Regions from separate parts of the Homo sapiens genome. Here region 2 is linked to region 1. A link is an interaction called in ENCODE POLR2A ChIA-PET data of the cell type or tissue named here. Cell type or tissue: GM12878. All regions are shown on one strand.

What was found. ChIA-PET counts read pairs that join two places held together with the same protein. Peaks named below come from ENCODE experiments on the same cell type or tissue, not always from the same donor. Only the 100,000 strongest peaks of a DNase experiment are listed, where the experiment ranks them.
Region 2: POLR2A ChIA-PET joins it to region 1 with 5 read pairs; 3 of 35 experiments call an interaction of 5 or more read pairs at or near these places.

Annotation. Positions count from the first base shown.
Region 1 is chr6:63,266,264-63,271,263 of GRCh38, forward strand. No RefSeq gene overlaps it. Among named protein-coding and RNA genes, the nearest start is that of LGSN, 51 kb to the right of the region's middle. RefSeq lists a silencer at 3,438-3,487. In GM12878, a CTCF peak has its summit at 3,386; a DNase peak (open chromatin) is centred at 2,438.
Region 2 is chr6:63,216,747-63,221,746 of GRCh38, forward strand. No RefSeq gene overlaps it. Among named protein-coding and RNA genes, the nearest start is that of FKBP1C, 7.8 kb to the left of the region's middle. In GM12878, no CTCF peak of the experiment used is centred here; no DNase peak of the experiment used is centred here.

The sequences.
Region 1 (5,000 bases):
CTGCTAGTGACTATCTTCATTTGCCCACATTTTATTTCCTATTTAGAAAAGTCTATTCATCATTATTTGAACTACAAAACTAAATAAGATAGCATAAAATAGATTATTATTTGAGGAGTGATATTTTAAATATTCAGGAAAAAAGTATACTGTGGGAAGATTGTCAAATTTGAAAATTATATAAAAGAAGCCATAAAGTGTATAAAATTTTATGCTATTTATTGGTCTAAATACCATAACTAATTTATAATATGTTTCCTAAATTTATAGATATTTTTCATTGGGAAAGAGTTATTGTTTAAAAGATTATAAATCTGTTACTCATTAGAATAGGCTTACTTTTCTTGAAATTTAATAAAATAAGCTCTTTTCAGAAGAAACTCAGTGTCAAACTTTTTTTATGTATGTTGGGGTTTTGTCCTTTTTATAAAGTATTCAAATCTGTCTTTTTCTTAACTCTGCATATTTCTTCTCTAACTTGTAAATGTGTGCTTAGCAGTAAGAAAATGAGTGAATAACCCTGTATTTCAGTCCTCTCTATTCAAGAAATACATTGTGATTTAGTGTGCTAGAAAGATTCTTTTGAACTTTATAGACAGATACAAATCTGTAAGATATCTTCCAGAAAGTTTCATTTTTGAATGTCCTCTTTTTCTTAAATGTATATAGAATTTAACTGTGAAGAATGATGTTTGAGGGACTGCTTGAATCTGATATATCATTATATTTTCTGTCAGTCAAAAACTAAATACCTCGGCAGTCTATTAAAAGTAATGAAGTAAATTATTTTTAAAAAATCACACACACTCAAAAAAAATAGTGCTCCTTTATCCTATCCAAAGCAATGAGAATTATTGAGAATGGAGAGAAGGAAACAAGCCAAGAGGCCAAAACACATTGAGATTAAAAGCCTGAAACTAGTCCCACATTTGCTTCCTCCTCTCCCCCCAGCGCGCACAGCATGTCTGCCCCCAAGGGAATTCCTTTTTTTAAGCTGTAGCCCCCAACTAAAGAGGTCTCAAACTGTGTGGGCGTGGTAAAGAGAAATACATGTCTTCTCTCGTCACAAAAGATTAAAAATTCTGAAGGTCATTTGCAAATACTTAATTCCTGCTTCCTTCTCCAACTGGAATAGTTAAAAAAACAAACAAAAAAAATTTTTTTTTAATTTAAATGCATGCTTAACAAATATCAGGTACTATTTTAGTAGTTCTGCATGCATTAACTGATTTAATCCTCACGTTGACTTTCGAAGTTTTATTGCGACCCTCATTTTACCAATGCAGAAGCTGAGCACAGAAGGTTAAAAAAAAAAAAAAAAAAACTACCCAAAGACTCAAGAGATAGTAAGTGGTAGAGCTGAGCCTCCAACAAAACTACCCAAAGACTCAAGAGATAATAAGTGGTAGAGCTGAGCCTCAAACTCAGATAGTCTAATTCCAGAGACTACACCATGTAAGACTCCACACTCAACTTCCCCAATAAGCCTAGTGACTATACTTTTTCAGGTTGTACAGTTGTTTGTGTTTCTTTGTAGAGATTTAGATCTATTACAGATAAATACATTATTTCCTTCTATCCCATTACTCTCTCTGTGTGTGTGTGTGTGTGTGTGTGTGTGAATCTGATGTGAATAATGCATTTCAGAATTCTTTACAGTACTGTGGGCAAATGCAATGTGTAAAATGTCCTTTCCTGTTGTAAGTACATATCCTGAAATAGCTGTTTCTGTCCTATGAAAATCTGCACTTATTATTAACAAGAATAAAGAGGTGTTGCATAACTCCAACTAGTATCAAACAAAAACCATGTGATCTCTTGACATTGCAAGAATTTTCCCTCTTGGGAATATCAGATAGCTCAAAAAGGTTAAACGTGCTGCCAAAATTATATTCTTAAAAATATCCCAAACCATATAAGACAGAAGCCATTCAATCAGAAACTATTCTGTATGGAATCTCTCTCCTTCCTAAAAGAAATAAGTGATGAAGTGAAATGAGATCATTCACATGTCAAGAAGGTATTAACTGTCTTAGCTGCAATCTTGATTAATAGTCATCACATTGGACCTAATAGCACAGTGGATAACATACTTTTTTAAGCATGTAAAAGCCTTCCTCAGATATTAAGAAGATATTCTAGGTATGAGAACAGCTGTTTGGCTTCTGTAGCAGTTTAGAATAGCAAATGTTAGCTCCAAGGGCACACGAAACTATAAGCATAGAAGTGGCATCTTGAAAGCAGCAAAAACCTCTGTGGATTTTTTTTCCCCTCAGATTCAGGGCTTATGGAAACCTCTGTGAACTACTGGACAGGTCTTGATCTTGCAGAACAGTGCTTCTCAAACTTAAGCATTCAGAGAATATGCCTAGAGCCCTTGTGAAAATACACATTTCTGAGCCTGTCAGTTTGCATTTCTAAAAAGCTCAGAGCTAATGCTTCTGCTGCTACAAGGACCCCAGTTTAAGTCACTTTGAACAGTGCTATTTCAGGGCATCCTGTAACCACTGTGAATCCTGAAACTGCCTCACTTTTTTCACTATTCTATTCTTTTCTCTCATACCAGTGAGACAGAGAAACAGCTCTGGCAACCATAAGGTCACTGTGCAGCATAGGGCTTCTCTAACTGGGAACGTGAGCATGAATATCAAGTATTTCTGAAACGGGGGAACCATTCTATCCCACCTTCTCCATGAGCTTCAATGAGGCAGGTGGCCTTGCCAATTGAATTCTTGGTTGTTGTTTCATTCTATGAAGAGAAGCCATGAGGATTTGTAGTACATGTAGGGTCTAATTCAAATGCTCTTTGCAGATTTCAGTCAAGACATTTCTTTATTCTCCACTTGGCTTTAGGCTTCTGTTAATCTAACCCATAGCATAGTTTTCAGTTGAAGTGTTGAGTAGTTAAATCATACAATCACTCAGTGTCACATCTTAAGAGGGATGTCCAAAGAAGCTTAATATAATACATTTGTGAAGCTTCTTAGCAATAGGATCTGACTTTGTATGTAGTATTTTTATGTAAAAAAAAAAAAGGAAAACAATTAGTGTAACAGATTTGTTGTTATAGGTAAAAAGGACATGCTCATTTAATGGATGGGGGAATTGTGGCTCTAAAAATTAGAATACTTTTTCAAGAACGTGTGTCAAGAACATTGAGAGACAGACAGCAGGCCTGCTGTGTGCCACAGTATGTGGAATGATGTGAAGCTGTAGCTGAAGCAAGCTGCCAAGCGGGCCTCCTAGGTCCATCATTGGATAAAGGACACAACTGAGGCTAGAACACCTACAGTGCCAGAAAGAATTGAAGTAGCACTGAGATGGCAGAAGAGAGGGAACTCGAGGATGCCCTCACCATGTGAAGAGAAGAGACTGCATGTCTCACTAGCCCTCCTAGCCTGAAACAATAGGCGGCAGCAGATGACTAATTACCAGGTGTGAGAAGGGACTTCTTCTAGAGGGAGGCCAGTGAAGACTCTAAAAATAGTAAAGAACCAATATGTAGATTTTTAGGCCAACAGAGTGAGGAAGAGGTGATAAATTAAACACCGATGTGTTGACTTTGAAATACCTGTGGGACATTTGAGTGGATGTACACTTTGAGAAACTAACTTGACAATCATTCGCTTATAAGTAAAAATTGAAGGTATAGGCTTTACTGTCAGCATCATTGGGTTTTTATGCCATCCCACCAGGACTTCCTTTGCCTGACCCATCCGTGTTATAATAGAGAGAAAAGCCATGTTCACACAATGTGACATGTCCCTTCCAGGCCACAGTTCACTGGATGAGGAGTCAGTGCATTGCCCACATTAAACTAATGAATTTAGAGTTTGGACTAGAATAGACTAGCTTCAAACAGGTTGCTTGTTCAACATAAAAGATGTAAATTTGGGAAGTTGTTTCAGCAGCCATTTGCCATCATGTCGAGAAAGAAACAGAGAAAGCCAGTCTAAAGCAGGAGTGAAAGGATGATGCTGGCATGAGGAGAAACACAACAGAGGTAAGAACAGATAGAAAAGATGTCCTGGGTTATCTACAGTGCTTCAGTTTCAGGTTAGATTCATTCCTAACACCTAGACACATTGAAGGTCTTAGAGTCCATGAGGCACTCTTCTATCTCAACCAAAAAAATTCCTTATTTTGTTTAATCAGGTTCAGTTTGATTTCCATTACTTTAAACCAAGAGTCTTGGCCAGGCACAGTGGCTCATGCCTGTAATCCCAGCACTTTGGGAGGCTGAGGCGGGTGGATCACTTGAGGCCAGGAGTTCAAGACCAGACTGGCCAACATGATGAAACCCTGTCTCTACTAAAAATACAAAAATTAGCCAGGCATGGTGGTGCGTGCCTGCCATCCCAGCTACTTGGTAGACTGAGGCAGGAGATTCATTTGAACCTGGGAGGCAGAGATTGCAGTGAGCCAAGATCGTGTCAGCCTGGGTGACAGAATGAGACTGTGTCTCAAAAATAAATAAATAAACAAATAAATAAATAAATGTCTTAATCCATGGAAAATAATAGTAATAATAAATAAGATGTTGTGGAGACAATTTTTAGAGGGAAGAAAGGACCAAGAATGGAAGGATCTTGAATAATATTCAACATCGAATTTCAGGCAGAAAAGAGGAATTCACAAGACATTGAAAAGCTGAGAAGTGGCCAGAGAAAGAACATCTAGAACCTCTAGTGCCTTTCAAGTCAAAAGAAAACCATTTTGACAAAGAGGTAGAGGTCAGCAATTTCAAATTCTGTTTACTCGTCATAAAACATGAATGAGAAATGTCCCCTGTATTTAACAAGTGGAAGGTTATGATTAACCTTGGTGAGAACAGTTGAAGGGGACTGGTGGAGGTAGAAACGAAAATATTTGGGGGCAGTGATGGGAAGCTATGAGGAGTAAATAGAGGAAGTAGAAAGAGCAAGGACATGTAACTTAATCAATAAATTTGATTTTAAAGACAAGGACAGAAGTGAGAAGGGTACTTCGGATTAATAGAT
Region 2 (5,000 bases), 50 kb before region 1:
TAAGCTCATTGAAAAAAAAAAAAAAATGACAAATGGATTTTATTGCTTTAATTTGCAAATATTTAATTACAAGTGAGCCTTACTTAGCATCTTTTTATGTTAGTAAAATAGTTGCATTTTTTAATGAAATAGCTATGCATGTCTTCTTTTTTATTGAAAGATAAGAGCTTCTTATATATTAAAGAATATGGACCTTTGCCAGTTGCCTTTAGATGTCATTCTTATTTTTCTTTGCAGATTTTTTTTAAATTTTGTGTAAGCACTTTTATCAATCTTTTTCTAATGTGTGTAGGTTTTGTCTTTCTCCATTTTTCTATTTTTTGATTACAAGATTATTTTATAAAATTATTTATTTTACTTTTCAATATATTGTTTTGATATTTGCTATTTTGGGAATGTCCATTAATTATCTGGATGTTTGGATTCTATTCACCCTATCTAGAAACTTCAGAAATATGACTCCCATATTATATAATTGATATATGTATCTAAATGTACAAGTATATATGAACAAATATACATATCTATGTGTCTTTGTCTGTTTGAGCTGCTATAACAAAAGTACCATACACAGGAGGCTTAAACCACAAACATTTATTTCTTACAGTTCTGAAGGCTGTAAAGTCCAAGAACAAGGTACTGATAGGTTTGCTGTCTGGTAAGCGCCTGGCTCATAGACAGTTGTCTTTTCCCTGTGTCCTCACAGTCCTCACATGGCAGCAAAAGGGCAAGAGAACTCTCTTGGGTCTTTTATTTATTTATTTATTTATTTATTTATTTATTTATTTAGGCAGGGTCTCACTTTGTCACTTTGTCACCCAGGCTAGAGTGCAGTGGCACAACCTTGGCTCACTGTAGCCTTGACTTCCTGGGTTTCTCCTGCCTCGACCCCTCAAGTAGCTGGGACTACAAGCCAAGTACCACCACACCCAACTAATTTTTGTATTTTTTGTAGAGACACAGTATTGCCGTGTTGCCCAGGCTGGTATCAAACTCCTGAGCTTAAGCAGTATGCCCACCTCAGCGACCCAAAGTGCTAAGATTACAGGCTTGAACCACAGCACTCAGCCTTGAGGTCTTCTTTTTAATAAGGGAACTAATCCCATTTATTAGGGCTTTACCATCATAATCTAATCACCTCCCAAAAGCCCTCCTTCTAAACCGTCATATTTAGGGTTAGAATTTCCATATAGAAATTTGGGGGTGGGAGACAAATATTTAGTTTATAGCACTGTGTATTCAGTCATTAGAAAAAGATTTTACTAATTGGCCAAATGTTATTCAGGTAATCTTCTGGGTCTAATTCGGATCTTTTAATATCTTAGAGCTACAATTTACTGCATATAAATAATTTGAATTACAGATACTATTAACCAAATGAAAATTTAATTCCTTACATTTTTCTTACATAACTCCTGACCACTGACCTTAGTGATCTAAAATATCACACATGGAAGTTGATCAAATAAAATAGGATTCAGTGATGCTTAAACCTTTCTACAGACCTTTATTCCTTATCCTTAAGTAAATGATTATTAGTGCAAATGCAGGCAATATAACTTAGTCATGACAAGAGACAGATGCTCAAGCCCACAGAAATTAAAATCAAAAACTTCAAATAGCTAAAATTTTATAGCCAGCCTTATTATTTATATTTCCCCAAAGTAACAATAAAACTGCTATGTTTCAGAAATCTTCAGAAAGATAGAGTTTATTCATATAAATGCATATTATATCCATTACTATAATACCAATAAAATATCAAATATCATTAATTTACAGCAAAAATCATAAGCCAAGACTTTATATCCTTTGTACTACGTAGTACAGAAATGTAAAAAAAAATCTTATATGCAGATTTGTACATGAAAGCAAATTTATATAACTATGGTAAATGTAACTAATTTTTAATCAGTATTAATGGTCTGCTGTTCAGAGAAGCCTATAAGTAATGAGAACTTTCAGCACATCCTGAAATTGAATATAATTGCTCAACGTGTTCTCTAGAGAATTTACCTGAGTTTGGAAACTCCGGAAACAACCATATTCATGTTATATTTATGCTGTTTCAAAAAGATTTTCTGTCCAGTAACGTAAAATGAACAGACTGCTAAACTCTCATTTGTTTTCCATATCCTCTCCCTGCTTTCTCTTCTACTTTCCCTGGTGAACAGATATTCATTTTTCAGATTCATATAACAATTTGAGCCCCAGCTATTTTGTAAGTTACAAAGACCCCGAGGCTTGAGTTGTGGTTGTGAATTTCTCACTGTAGTTGTGTCTCAAGCAGATGCTAGCCTAGCAGCTATCCACAGCCATTAAGAACATAAAGAAAAATATAGCAGCCAATGGCTATAGGGAAAAAAAAAACCTCATGATCAGCCAGCTGTTATACTTTGAATGCTGCTGAAATATGAGTACAGAAAGGACAATAAGAGGATTTCAAAACATTCACATACGTGTGTGGTGGAAAGATTTTTTATTTGAATCAATCGGGGAAGGGCTTGAAAGACTTGCCCCTAAGTTACAAAAACTGATATTTCAATTTCCTTGTGAATTGATTGAGATATGCCAAATTGGCCAAATCTTCAAATTACACTCTAAATTGCTGCATTTGTGGAAAGCTAGCCAAAATATTAGATGGAATAATGTTAAATATATTGTGTGTCATGTGTGATTCATTTTCCTACAATTATATCTTTATTGTTTCAATTAGTGCTTTTTTCCCAATTGATTCACATTTTTCTGATAATTGAATTGCTGAAGAAGAGGGATGTGTCACTGTCCAGCTTTTTTAAACTGTAAGAAATAATGTAATGTTTCTAAATTTGAAATATATCAGCCTTCCTAGATTAAAAGCTCCAAATATTTATGTTCACATTTTGACAATTCTCTGGTTTTGGTAATGTCTAAAATGACATCAAAATTCAATTTCATTCAAAACTTAGCCAACTATTTTATAGAATTTTTGAGATTGTTTTTGTCATCTTATGCAAACTGCTTGAGGAATATGACATATATCAACCTCCAATAATTTGTAAAATGTTATAAAATAATGATATCTTTTGTTTTTTAATCCATACAGATAAATCATTTATTTCAAGATCTCTCGTTTAAAAATATGCTGAGACTGCCTATGTAATTCATCAGGTCAACACTGGTTAACAAAATAAGTAGCAATTTGGTTAAATAACTGGCCAAAGAACACCTAGTTTGACTGAATAACTAAAATCTGGCTGCACATCATAGTGGTGAAACGAATTGAGAATTAAAGGACAAGATCTAAAGTCCTGGATAATTTGCAGCAATACAGTACAGCGATTTTCCACATTTTAAGAATCACTCGCTTTCTTAAGTGGTTTGCTGGGTTTTTTTAGCTGACTTTGTAATAAAATTATTTTCTTTTGCAATTAATTTTCTATAACATTATATTTAATTTTTTAATTCTTTTATTTTTTGAGACAGAGTCTTGCTCTATCACCCAGGCCAGAGTACAGTGGTACGATCTCGGCTCCTCCACCTCCTGGGTTCAAGCGATTCTCCTGCCTCGGCCTCCCTAGTAGTTGGGACTACAGGCGCCCACCACCACACTCAGCTAATTTTTAGAGACAGGGTTCACCATGGTGGCCAGGCTCGTCTTGAACTCCTGAGCTCCAGTGATCCGCCCAACTCGGCCTTCCAAAGTACTAGGATCACAGACTCAAGACACCGTGCCTGGCTAATTTTTTAATTCTTCATGATGATGCATCATGTTGGTTAACTGACTGCATCATTTTCCACCAGCCACTTAATTTCACTGAGCCACACTTGTCTCATTTGCTACTTGGAAGTTGAAGTTGAATGTAATTTTCTCTCAAATGGCTTTTAGTTCTAACATTGTGGCATTCTCTTCCTTTTTTGGATTTATATTTATGAAAATTTTGGTCTATGATCTAGCTATATTTATGAAAATTTTTGTTTTCCCATTTTTATCGTATTTGGTTTTTAAGATTATTTCACAAAGCAAATTCTGAAATTTTTCATCTTTTTTTATGAACTGCAATAATTTAAATGCTGTATAAAACAGTATAGAATTATACTATGCAATTTCCATCAAAGCTTTACTTTTACTTCTTTGAACTTCACAGTCAATCTAGTTTGAAAACAACAACAAAAAGTAACAATAGCCACAATATTGGCCCAGGACCCTCACAAACCTGAAAGCAATAAGTACCAAATTCTTCTACTTAGAAAATGTTTCCTCAGAATGCAATTACATATATATTTATACTTCCTTGGAAAGACTAACCATCACTTTAAATTTTTCCAGTGGGAACTAAAATAAGAACATAATTGTGCTATAAGGAAAACACACTCCAAAAACAGGAAGCTTAAATAAAATCTTAAAAATAGATCCTAAACTGAATCCATGTCTCAAAATACTAAAGATCCACATGAATCACTAAAATTACTAAAGAAATCAGCTTAGAAATGCTGTAGCCCCAATTATTTTGCATGCCAACTATTCAGCTGAAAATTCAGCTTTTGGATTAAATCAAGTATTGAATGGATAATTTATCCCCAATCATGAATTATATTAGGCCTAAAAATGACAGAAAACAAAGAGTAAACTTACTTGCGGAATTTATTTCTGTATTGTCATGGACAATAAAAAAACACTCGTAAAATAAAAGCAGATATTTTTTCTGAATTATTTGGTAGAATTTGAAGTATTTTTTTAAAAAATAAAAGCACTTATAAATGTTTTATTTCATTGATTGAAGGGAAATTTTATGAGATGTGAAAGGAAAGTTAAATATGAATTTTGTCTGCTTTTGCCACTGGCCCTGTACTGTGTCCTGTCATATGATTAGCAGCAGATAACAATGCTCTGTATGAACCATATCACAACTCATTCTGGCTTTATTGAATTACTTTTCCACCACAGTCAAGTTGGATCTCACTTCAAGGGTTGCTTCAATTTCAAGATTTCTGCATACACATTTCTATATGACTATAAA